Regions from separate parts of the Mus musculus genome. Here region 2 is linked to region 1. The links are chromatin loops, found by intact Hi-C in ENCODE. Cell type or tissue: gastrocnemius. All regions are shown on one strand. Links, peaks and the distances in the headings refer to the core of each region. The heading gives the core; the rest is flanking DNA.

Region 1 (5,286 bases), core at 538-4,537:
GCCACCAAAGGGAAGGGTTCACTCCTGGAGCAGGGTGTGCAGGCTGCAAGGGGCAGATGAAGGCTAAGGGAGATGTCGGGAGGCTTTCCCTCTGCCTGCAGGCCCCTCACACGGGTAACTGCTCCTTTGATTGAAAAGGTATGTGACCCTCCAGAGCTGACTTCAACCAAATGGCATGGGCCTTTGAAAAATGTACTTTAGCACAGCCTCTGTAGAATGTGTTGACTTAAGGATTTCGCTCTCACTTAGAAGTGAGAATGTGACTCTAGGGGCTGCCCCCTCGCTAGAGACGTTTGCTCCGAAAGTATCCTCTGCTAATATGTTCAGGGATTTATAACAAAAACAGGGTCATTCTTAAATAAAAGGACATTGACATAAAAAGCAGTAAGGGCCGATGCTATCTGTTTATGAAGATAAGAGCTTCTTACAAAGGCAAGATTTATGGTGGGAATGCAGCATAGAGGGCTGGCGGCGGGTGATGAATCACCTTTCCCACCCCTGGCAATTGAGGAGAAGGGGGTTCAAAGACCACTTAAAAACAGGAAAAATCAGAGGCCTTCCAGAGGCATGTAGTATATGGGCACCAGTATGGTACTTTTGCAGTTGGACTAAAGGTTATGTAAACTTGCTCTCAAACTTTCTCTCGTTCAGCCATACACCCCCACCCCTGTGTTGTTGTTGTTGTTGTTGTTGTCGTCGTCCTAGAATGCATCACTTTTTAACATCATTTTGAAGAGATCAGAAAGCTAGCTCTTATCATTGCTACCACAGATACCTTCTTACTGAAGATCCGTTCCTTTCCAATGGAGCCCAGGACCTGAGCAACTACCCAGTTATCTAATGTAAAGTTAGAAATAATTGTCTTTCAAGCCCATACATTGTGACCCGCGGTGGGCGGTGGGGGGTAGGGTGGCGGTAGGGGTGCCCCTGTGATGATTGTGTGGCATATTTGATGATTGTCTTGACAGATTTCTATCCTAACATTCACCAACTCCCGTCCTGACCGTGAGCTCTGTGAGCTGGCCGGTTTTGTTAGTTCATTTGGTCTTTTTTATCTTATTCATTTGCCCCCACATTTAGTCATTTCTGCATTTAAGAGATACTAGAAGCCTTCTGGGCACCAGCCATTGTCTAAGATGCCAGCATGCAGAGAGGAGAACAGAGCTCTGACGTCATTCATACCATTTACATTAGGTAGGGGAGATCAGGCATTGAGCCAAGCCACACGTGTGTCCTCAGAGCAAGTCATTAGAAAGAGAGCGGGGGGGGGGGGGGTTGGGGGGAGGGAAGGAAGACTACAGTGGCAACATCTTCTCAGCCACTGTCAAGAGTCTGTCAAGAATCTTTGACCTCTGCCCTTCTCTGCCTCTTACCTTTAACCCTGCATACAGCTCCAGGGTGGGGTAGGTTAGGATGGGTCAGGGTAGACAAGACTGCCATCCCCATTTACAGATGTGGAAAGCAAGGCAGGGTCTTTAAGAGATAGCCAAGCTGACACCACAGGTGAATTTCTAGTTATCCAAAGCCCCTTCCTTGAACCCCTGGGAGTGTTTGTCTCTTTTGTACTGTTAATTCATTCAGCCAGGCTCCTGCCCTAGGCCAGGTAAAGTCTTGTGTCTGTGGGCTTTAGAGCTCCAAGGTACTCTGCTAATTCAGCACTAGGGAGGGAGAGAAACCTGAGTTCAGGTTCTGCCTGAAGACTCCAGACTGATAAGGATGGTACCCAGGGTTACCTGGCCACAGGGCTCAGCAGTCCAGCATCCCTAAAGTATCTTGGTGGGCATTGCTCTCTGTCCCAGTTGTGGGAATGGAGAATTTTCTTCTTGGCTAGTGATTTGTATATAATAGCTGAGCAAACATCACGCATCAGGAGCCTGTGCTATAAAAAGAGTACGGCACAAACAGGGTTTGGTGGTCAGCCAGAAAATTCCAAACTGTCTTGCTGCCTCCTGCTAGGGTGGGTATCAGATGAGTCTCCCTGGTGTCCTCAGCTTGCCGCTGGTTGGCCTCCCTTGAGGATCCAGTCACAAGGTCATGGTGGAGAGTGATTCTGCTTAACTTGGCATTAGCAGTATACATTCTCACAGTTCTGAGTGTGCCGTTCTGCGTAGGTATGGAAGTACAGCTCACTGGAGCTCCATGGATCTCAAAGACTGTGCGAATCTTCACCCAAAACTGGCTGCAATGTTTCTCATTCTGAGATACAGCATGAAACACAAGACAGCAGCGAGTATCTATTTTTGGAGCAACTAAGTCTTCTTAACAGGAAAACTAATGATTAAGTCACTTGCTGTTCATAGAACTTTGAACCTTGAATTGAAAGAGAAAGGGGCTTCTCCTGTCTGCCATCATCATGACCAGATCCATGGAGGTGGACACGTTACCAATCTGATCTGCATCTTGCCCCAGATAGTGACACTATGATGGCTAACATCTTTGGTTCCAGGGCCAGTCTTTCTTTCCTGTGATTCATTCCAGGCCGCCTCATCTCAAAGACTCTGGACTGTGAATGCCAGCTGGCAGGTGCCCCATCTCATTCCATGTAGAAAATTAAGACTTCAGCCCTCACTTTTCTCCGGTTGGCATAGGTCACTTTTTATTTTTATGGACTTATTTGGGTTTTCATTTGTTGAGTCCCATTTAATTGTATTCTGTGTGTCCCCTGAAGACATTTATTGTTTCTTTTTCTTGCTGGTGACACTCCAGGGTGATAAGTTAAGAGGATTTACTTTAGCTCACAGTCAAGCAAGCTGAAGGTTGAGGGAGCTTATGTCTTGATGTCCTTTTTCTTAGTAGAGTCCCGAAGGTGACACAGGGCATCACAGGAGACAGGTTATGCATCTGTATACATGCTTGCAAATTTTATGTGCTCTCTCTCTCTCTCTCTCTCTCTCTCTCTCTCTCTCTCTCTCTCTCTCTCTCTCCTGTGTCATTCATTCAAAGACAGAGGTAGGTTCCATGCTGATGGTGCTATTGGGTCCTAATCAACTCTCCAAGATGATTGTTTAGTTGTTAAATCACCCTTTAGACACCATAGTTGAATATGGTTCACCTCGGTACTCAACTATGAGTACCAAGAGAAGGGCATGTCTAGTTTACCATGGGATTCCTTGGGTGATGTTCTGGTTACAGCCAGATGAGAGCAGAGCATGAATGTGTTCCCTGAAGCCAAGAGTGCTTCCTCTGCCTTCTCTCTGCCTGGACCTCAGCTCCTGTCTTACCACAAACGGAGACATGGATCACACCATGGGCTCAGCTTAATCCTTATGGAAACAAGAGAGCAGCTGAAGTCCTCAAGGTCAAGCTATCCACTGAATACCTGTGTTCAAAGGCAGGCAGCACAGCCAGGGAAGGCTTTGAGCTGTGAGAGTTGTACCCAAACACATTGTCATACCCAAGCCAGGTTTATGCCTCACCATGTGCAGACGTCTGCGAATAATGTTTAGCAGATGCCTTAGACTAGCTCTGGGGACTTTTCTGTCTCTGGTGGACTTTGAATTAGAAGCAGTTCCAATGCCTGTCCTCCTCAAGTGGAATCGATAAAATCTGTTAATCATCAGTTTTGCTGTAAACCTTGAGAAACTTTTAAACTTTGGGAAGGCAGGCCTTGGATTTGAACTTTCTAATAATTAGACATGGCATTTATATACAGATCCTTTTTTTAGTTGCTAATTTTTAAATCTTTATTGTATCCATATAGACTTTGAGAGTCCTGTCTGTAAATCCCATTCCATCAGACTGCAGTCTGACACCTGTGAGGAAGTATCCAGGTGAGCTGTGAAAAGCTGCTTTCTAGGTGACAGATGTCCACATTCTTCAAAGCCCCACATTCTTAATCTTGTTCCTTGGTTAACCAGAAAAATCCAGTTCTAGGTGACCTTTGTACAAGCCATGTCTAATAAGCAACTGGAGTTTTTTTTTCTTTTATTTTCCCACTGGTCCAATTATATTAGTTATTTTCAGCTACAAGTGAAAGATTTAGATCCAGACAGCTTATTCATGCTATCTTGGGCACAAGGACTAACTCACTCCCAGGACAGGGAATTGAATGCGTCAATGCTTTCACCAAGGATCTGTGGTCTTTGTCGTCATGGTTAGCCTGTGAGAATGTCTCGCAGCCACAATATGGTTCAAGCATTCCACCTAGACACAGAAAAGGGATCTTTTCTGTTATCTCCAACAAGGCAACATTTCCTAAACTGTATAAATATAAAGGAAACATTTGCTTTTAAAAGAAGCCCTAGGTGGTTTGTGGGCCAGAACATGTCATAACTGTGCCCATTATTTTCTGTGATTAGGTTGAGGCAATTGGGCTTTATTCCCTGACTCTGATGGTGAATAAGATATGGTTTGGAATGGAGAAATGGGTCAGCAGTTAAAAGCAGTAATGCTATTCCACATGCTCCAGATTTAGTACCTAGCACCCATGTCACAACTCAAAAGCTAGCTGCAACTCCATTTTAGGGAATCCAAGGCCTACTTCTGGCTTCCTCAAGCATCAGACAGATATGTGGTGATATCTGCATATATATAGGCAAACACTCATACACAAAAATTAAAATATAAAACATATAGATAATATATATGAACTAATGCATTATTAATAGAACAAGTTAACATAATTATTTAATTTATTTACATGTGGTTTGTAACATCAAAGATAAGGAGAGAAACAAGGAACAATTGGCCATTGTTCCTGGATTTATCCCTCTGGGATCTCCCATCATGTCAGTGACATTTTGCCTATAGATAATGAGTGTTTTCTAAGATTGTGACATGCTGATGGTTCTTTTGAGGGAGAGTACCCACCATAAACACAGATCCTGCCCCCACTCCCACCCCCACTCCCAGGACCTCTATGGACAAGGCCACTGCTTCAATATTTTCTCTATAATGGGAGGGATGTTGGCACAGAAGGCATGAGCACATTTTGATATAGCTATGAAATTGCATTTTAATCCAACAGTCTAGACACAAGTCTATTGATGAGTTGAGGGTATCTGCATCTCTGTTACTGGAAGTGTCATTGTACAAACCAGAAAAATGAATTGGTTTGAATAAGTCTAGCTATAAAGGTGCAAAACCAAGCCACCCCTCTGAGTCTCTTACAGCTAAAGTCTGGCATATAGCCTAAAATCATCAAGCCATCACCCACCCTATCTGGAGACAGCTGTCTTGACTCATATCTTCTTCTCTTTTCCCCTAATTGCCTTAATATCTAATTATTGATTGTTTTCAATGTTAGGCTTTCTTCTTTCTCTCTTTCTTTCTTCCTTCCTTCCTTCC
Region 2 (4,672 bases), core at 656-4,655, 55 kb after region 1:
CCTATTTATAGGCTTGAACTTATAGCTATTTTCCATCCCGCCTACATAGAGCCATAAAGGTAAAGATTGATCACTTGATTACCTAGATCTATCTATCTATCTATCTATCTATCTATCTATCTATCTATCTATCTCTATATACATATGTGTGTATGTATATATATGCATACATATATATAAATTAAAATAGCCTTTCAAGGACAGAGAAAGGGTTGATTCTGTTGTCTTAACGTGTTTCTGCATGTCAAGTAAAAAACAACAAACTGCCCACTAGGAAAGTAAGCCAAGAATGTGATCAGTACACTTGTGAAAAGTATTCAGCTTCATTAATAAAAAAAAAAGTGCAGAACAAATGATGTTGACAGAGATGTAGCTGTCTGATAATAGGACCAATGATGAGTGTATCAGCACATGCAAGCTTACATCAGCCCATGCCTGCTTGTAAACCATTGGTGGGAATTTAAATCAGAGTGGCTTTTGGCAATACCTCAGAAACTAACATGCACATCCTGTTTGGGTTGCGAATTCCATACTCTTCATTGTGCATATTATCATGGAAGGGTAGATGAGATGTGTGTGTGTGTCTCCTTCCCTCTCCCTCCTTCTCCCTTTCTCTCTCTCTCTCTCTCACACACACACATACACACACACTCACACATAGGCTTGCTGGTAGTATTATACAGTGAAATAAAACACAGCTATGACAATATAGCTCTTTGCTGAGAAACAAGCAGAATGTTAAATGAATGCTAACTTGGGGCTGGAAAGATGGATCAGCAGTTGGGAGTACTTGTCGCTCTTACTGAGGGCCAGAGTTCAGTCTCCAACCCAGATGTAGAAGCTCCTAACTACAGTTCCAGGAGATCTGGCACCTCCTTCTGTCCTTTGTGGTCACTGTATGTACGTGGTACACTTACACACATGCAGGTGAGTCACATACATATAAAATAAAAATATATCTATAAAGTAATAATGATAATAATAATAGTATTATAATAATAATAATAATAATAATAATAATAATAATAATAATAGCCGACATGACAACCCATGAAGTGGGAAGCTCCGATCTAGAGAATGAGGTAGATCTGCAAGTCCCCAGCGGGATGAGCTCTGCAGCAAGGGTTTGTAAGTTGTCTCATCCAGCGCTGTCTGGGTGCTAGTACTTGCCCTGGTTCAGAAGCACGCAGTCACCCTTCACAGTGTTGTCGAGAGAACTCTTGTTTTAAGGCTGTGCATAGGCCTGGGCTGATGCTATTTAAAGAAAGTTATTTCCTCGTGCATGATGGCCATTAAGAAAGCAAACATGTTTGACGTCTACGTGAAAGTGCTGTAACATAAGATAACCACACGTAACCGGATCTGCTCTGGACGAGGCAGTTTGTGCAGAGTGATGCTTCTGAGATGGAAAATAAGGAGTTGCCCATCTGTGGCTGCAAGCTTTTTTCCAGTGGATACTGTGATCTGGCTGACTCCTGAGCTCTGCCTCTCAGTGGGAATTCATCTGTTAAAAATCTCAGATAGAGTCTCGGAGTGCAGCCTTGTCTGAGAGATCATTTCCTTTTTACCAGTGCGGGGTTTGGCATCTGCACGTTTCTGCTCTAGGGCTCACGTGTGTGCATGCATGCCAGTGGAAGTCAGAGCACATGGGTGCTGTCCTTCAGGAAGCCTCTACCTTGTGTTTGAAGTCGTCGTCGTCACTCACTAGGATCTGAAACTCACTGACTCGGCTGCTGCACCCCAGGGATCTGCCCGTCTCTGCCTCCCCAGCACTGAACATACAAGCGCACCCATTACACATTACCGGCGAACCGCTGCCACCCCAGCCCCTTCACTGCAGCTTTTCGAGTAATAGAAGAAGTACACTTCTCTCTGGCTGTTGGCCCCGGGTTGATTTGTGGTGGAAAGAAGATTCTTTCAGTTATGGGTCAGAAGAGGAAACTCGGGCTTTGCATCCTGGTATTCCTTGGGTGGTAGACTTCTGAGATCTGGACATAATTCTTTAAGGGACAACACTTGAGGGACCTGTTGCTTTGCCGTCAGGTTGGCTGTAGACATGGCCTCCTCCCTGTATAATATAGCTCACCTTGTTTCCTTATCTGTTTTCCTGGCCCTTGTAGTCTAAAATGTACATAAACCACCCCAGCTCTTTCCCAACCCGCCCTCCATGGCCAGGCTTATGCCGCCAACTTTTTAAAGCCCAAATCTTGAAAAGAAAATGTCCCCATTACATCACACATATACATATTAGACACACGTCAAGCTTCTATTTCCTATTTGGACCGTGAGCCCCTAGCCTGCACCATGAAAGAGAGTAGTTGTGGCTCATCCTCCCAAACCTTCATAGCATCCCAACTGAAACTAAGCAGAACCAACAGATCCCCAGACCTCCTACTCGGGACACCCAGCTCTTCAATCTTAAAAAAAGAAAGAAAGAGCACCTCCCTTTTGTCATGATCAAAGGAACCTTCTCTAATCCTGAAGGTGACTTTAAGCACCCTTTGTTTGCCTGGCTTATCCCACCCAAAGATGACTGCAGGACTAATCACCCTTTTCAAATGCACTGTCCTGAAACCGAGATGAAGTGCCCCAAATGGCTCTCTCTCTAGTGTTTTCCCGTGACGGTCTGGCCATTAAACATCCTCATGGCCTATGAAAGAACATACTAACTAGAAGGTCACAGAAGGCACAAGGATAGAAACAAATGGGATTCTTCTCAACAGCCTGTCATTTCTTATCGTTCTCTGTCTCATCACCATCCGTATCGATCCCCTTCCTCACCTGTGGTCCACACTAGTTTACTGGGGTTGATGCCGTCAGAAAGACGGACAGCTCCTCCAGAACTACACAAGCTTCCGGTTAAGCCATAGCTCAGGCGGGACATGCATGGTGCAAAGCTAAACGGAGAAGCAGCAGAGGCAGTGATGGGCATGTGATCGTTCACAAGTTTGCTTCCCTGGTTAAACAACTTCTCAACTGGCCAGAGTCCAGCATGTTAATCCTTAACCTAGGCGGAGCAGCTGCCGCCTGCTCCGAGCTGGCTTATCATTACCTCTCAGGACCACCTTTTATGGCTCTGACGAGCTCCTAAGCGGTGTCTTATCACCACCAAGCCTAATCGTCATTAATGGGGCAGTGCACCGGTACTTCTGAGTCGCTCCAGAGTTAAGCAGTTTATGGCCAATTGAGGAATTTTTAATTGCCGCTTTTGGGGGGCAGGGAGGGCAGGAAAAGAGAGGAGACAGCTCACTGGAGGCCATTTTAGGGTTGTGTTTAGAGGCTTACTGTCTTGTGGTCCTCTTTCATGTTTTCCCTGCCTTTGAAAAGTGGTTAAGGTTGAAGCAAGGCACCCTACAGGTAGGCTGGGTGGGTCGGTGCTCTTCTGGCTCCTGGGTGCCTAGATACTGTCCTGGGTGCTTTTTAGAGATAACTTTCTAGAGCCCTAGCTTTTCTACCACCCCTACCTACAAGTGTTCTTTCCCTTTTCTTTCTTCATACTGAGCACACAGAGGGGTCTGTTGTAGATGCCATCAATGTGCAAGACATTCTACATATCTAGTTATCACTGTATTTGTTAAACTACATGAATACCCCCCACGTCCATAGGAAGATAGACAATTTGGAGACTACTAGGTCACAGGGGCTTTTCAACGTTGAATTTTTAGCATAGAGATGGAGAGTACTTTCATTTTAGGGTTTAAAACAATTTTGAAAACGTTGTCAAGGGTTCAATGTGCTTTAAAATGTGTTTAAATACAGGGCATGTTGGCTCTGAGGCCATTAGTATAACTCTACCTTTTGCCTTTAATATGGCTCTAGCCTGTAGCTGAGGTTTGATAATCAATGACAGTAAAGCTTCGCTAAGCCTCCAAGAGACTGTTCCCACCTCTCATTTACTATAATAGGAAAGTTAGGACAACTTGAGTTGTCTATATATTTCAACTCTATTTTTCCCCCTGCTCAAAAACAAGTAGAGATCGATTTGAGCTTTATAGATGCAGAGAGTTGTGTATCCCTGAAGGAAAGCTACCCTGAAATCCCCTTATGACACGATTAAATGACTGCCTTTGGGTTTTATGTCCCCAGGATATTGTCCACCCAAATACATGCAATGGTAAAAGAATGTGGACCACTCATAGCGTGTATGCTTGAGCCTTCTGCACAAGGGTTTAGGAAACTGGCTGCAAAGTGTTTTATTGAAGCAAGACAAATATTTATGAACAATTCCGAATCATCTGTTTTGAAATGTAAAGTGTGTTCGGAGTGGGGGTGGAGGCCCAGGTGTTTCCTGTCTGAACTTGGACGGGGTCTCTGCTTCCAGAGGTTTGTGGGACTGTGCCTTCTCCCAAGAAACCCAGAGTCCTCCAGCTTCCCCGTTAATGCCTGCACAGTGGAGCATGCTCCTTCCAGTGGAGGGGGAGTTAACACATAGATGGGAAGGCTTCTCGAGAGCTGGGGAAATGGCTCAGTCAATGTGCTAGCCATGCAGGGCGAGGACAGGAGTTCCATCCCTAGCAGTACAGGTATGGTGGGGGCAAACTTTTAACCCCATCCCTAGGAAGGCAAAACTCAGTGGATCCCTAGGGCTCCCTGGCCAGCCTGCCTAGCTGAATTAGCTGGCTCAGGGCACTGAGAGTTCTGATCTAGGAAAACAGAACAAAACAAGGTGGAT

The links. Hi-C counts contacts between places; a loop is a spot of excess contacts. Peaks named below come from ENCODE experiments on the same cell type or tissue, not always from the same donor. Only the 100,000 strongest peaks of a DNase experiment are listed, where the experiment ranks them.
Region 2: it touches region 1 in a loop (2.1-fold over the local background); 7 of 42 quality-filtered maps call a loop at or near these places.

Annotation. Positions count from the first base shown.
Region 1 is chr6:101,324,601-101,329,886 of GRCm38, reverse strand. All of the region lies in intron 3 of Pdzrn3 (PDZ domain containing RING finger 3), which reads left to right. Among named protein-coding and RNA genes, the nearest start is that of Pdzrn3, 51 kb to the left of the region's middle. In gastrocnemius, for the core only: no CTCF peak of the experiment used is centred there; a DNase peak (open chromatin) is centred at 2,507; H3K4me3 peaks cover 974 bases; H3K27ac peaks cover 4,000 bases.
Region 2 is chr6:101,270,286-101,274,957 of GRCm38, reverse strand. All of the region lies in intron 3 of Pdzrn3 (PDZ domain containing RING finger 3), which reads left to right. It overlaps Gm33934 (predicted gene, 33934), which reads right to left and starts at 3,022. Exons shown (of 2, transcript NR_166918.1): 1 at 2,782-3,022. In gastrocnemius, for the core only: no CTCF peak of the experiment used is centred there; no DNase peak of the experiment used is centred there; H3K27ac peaks cover 2,235 bases.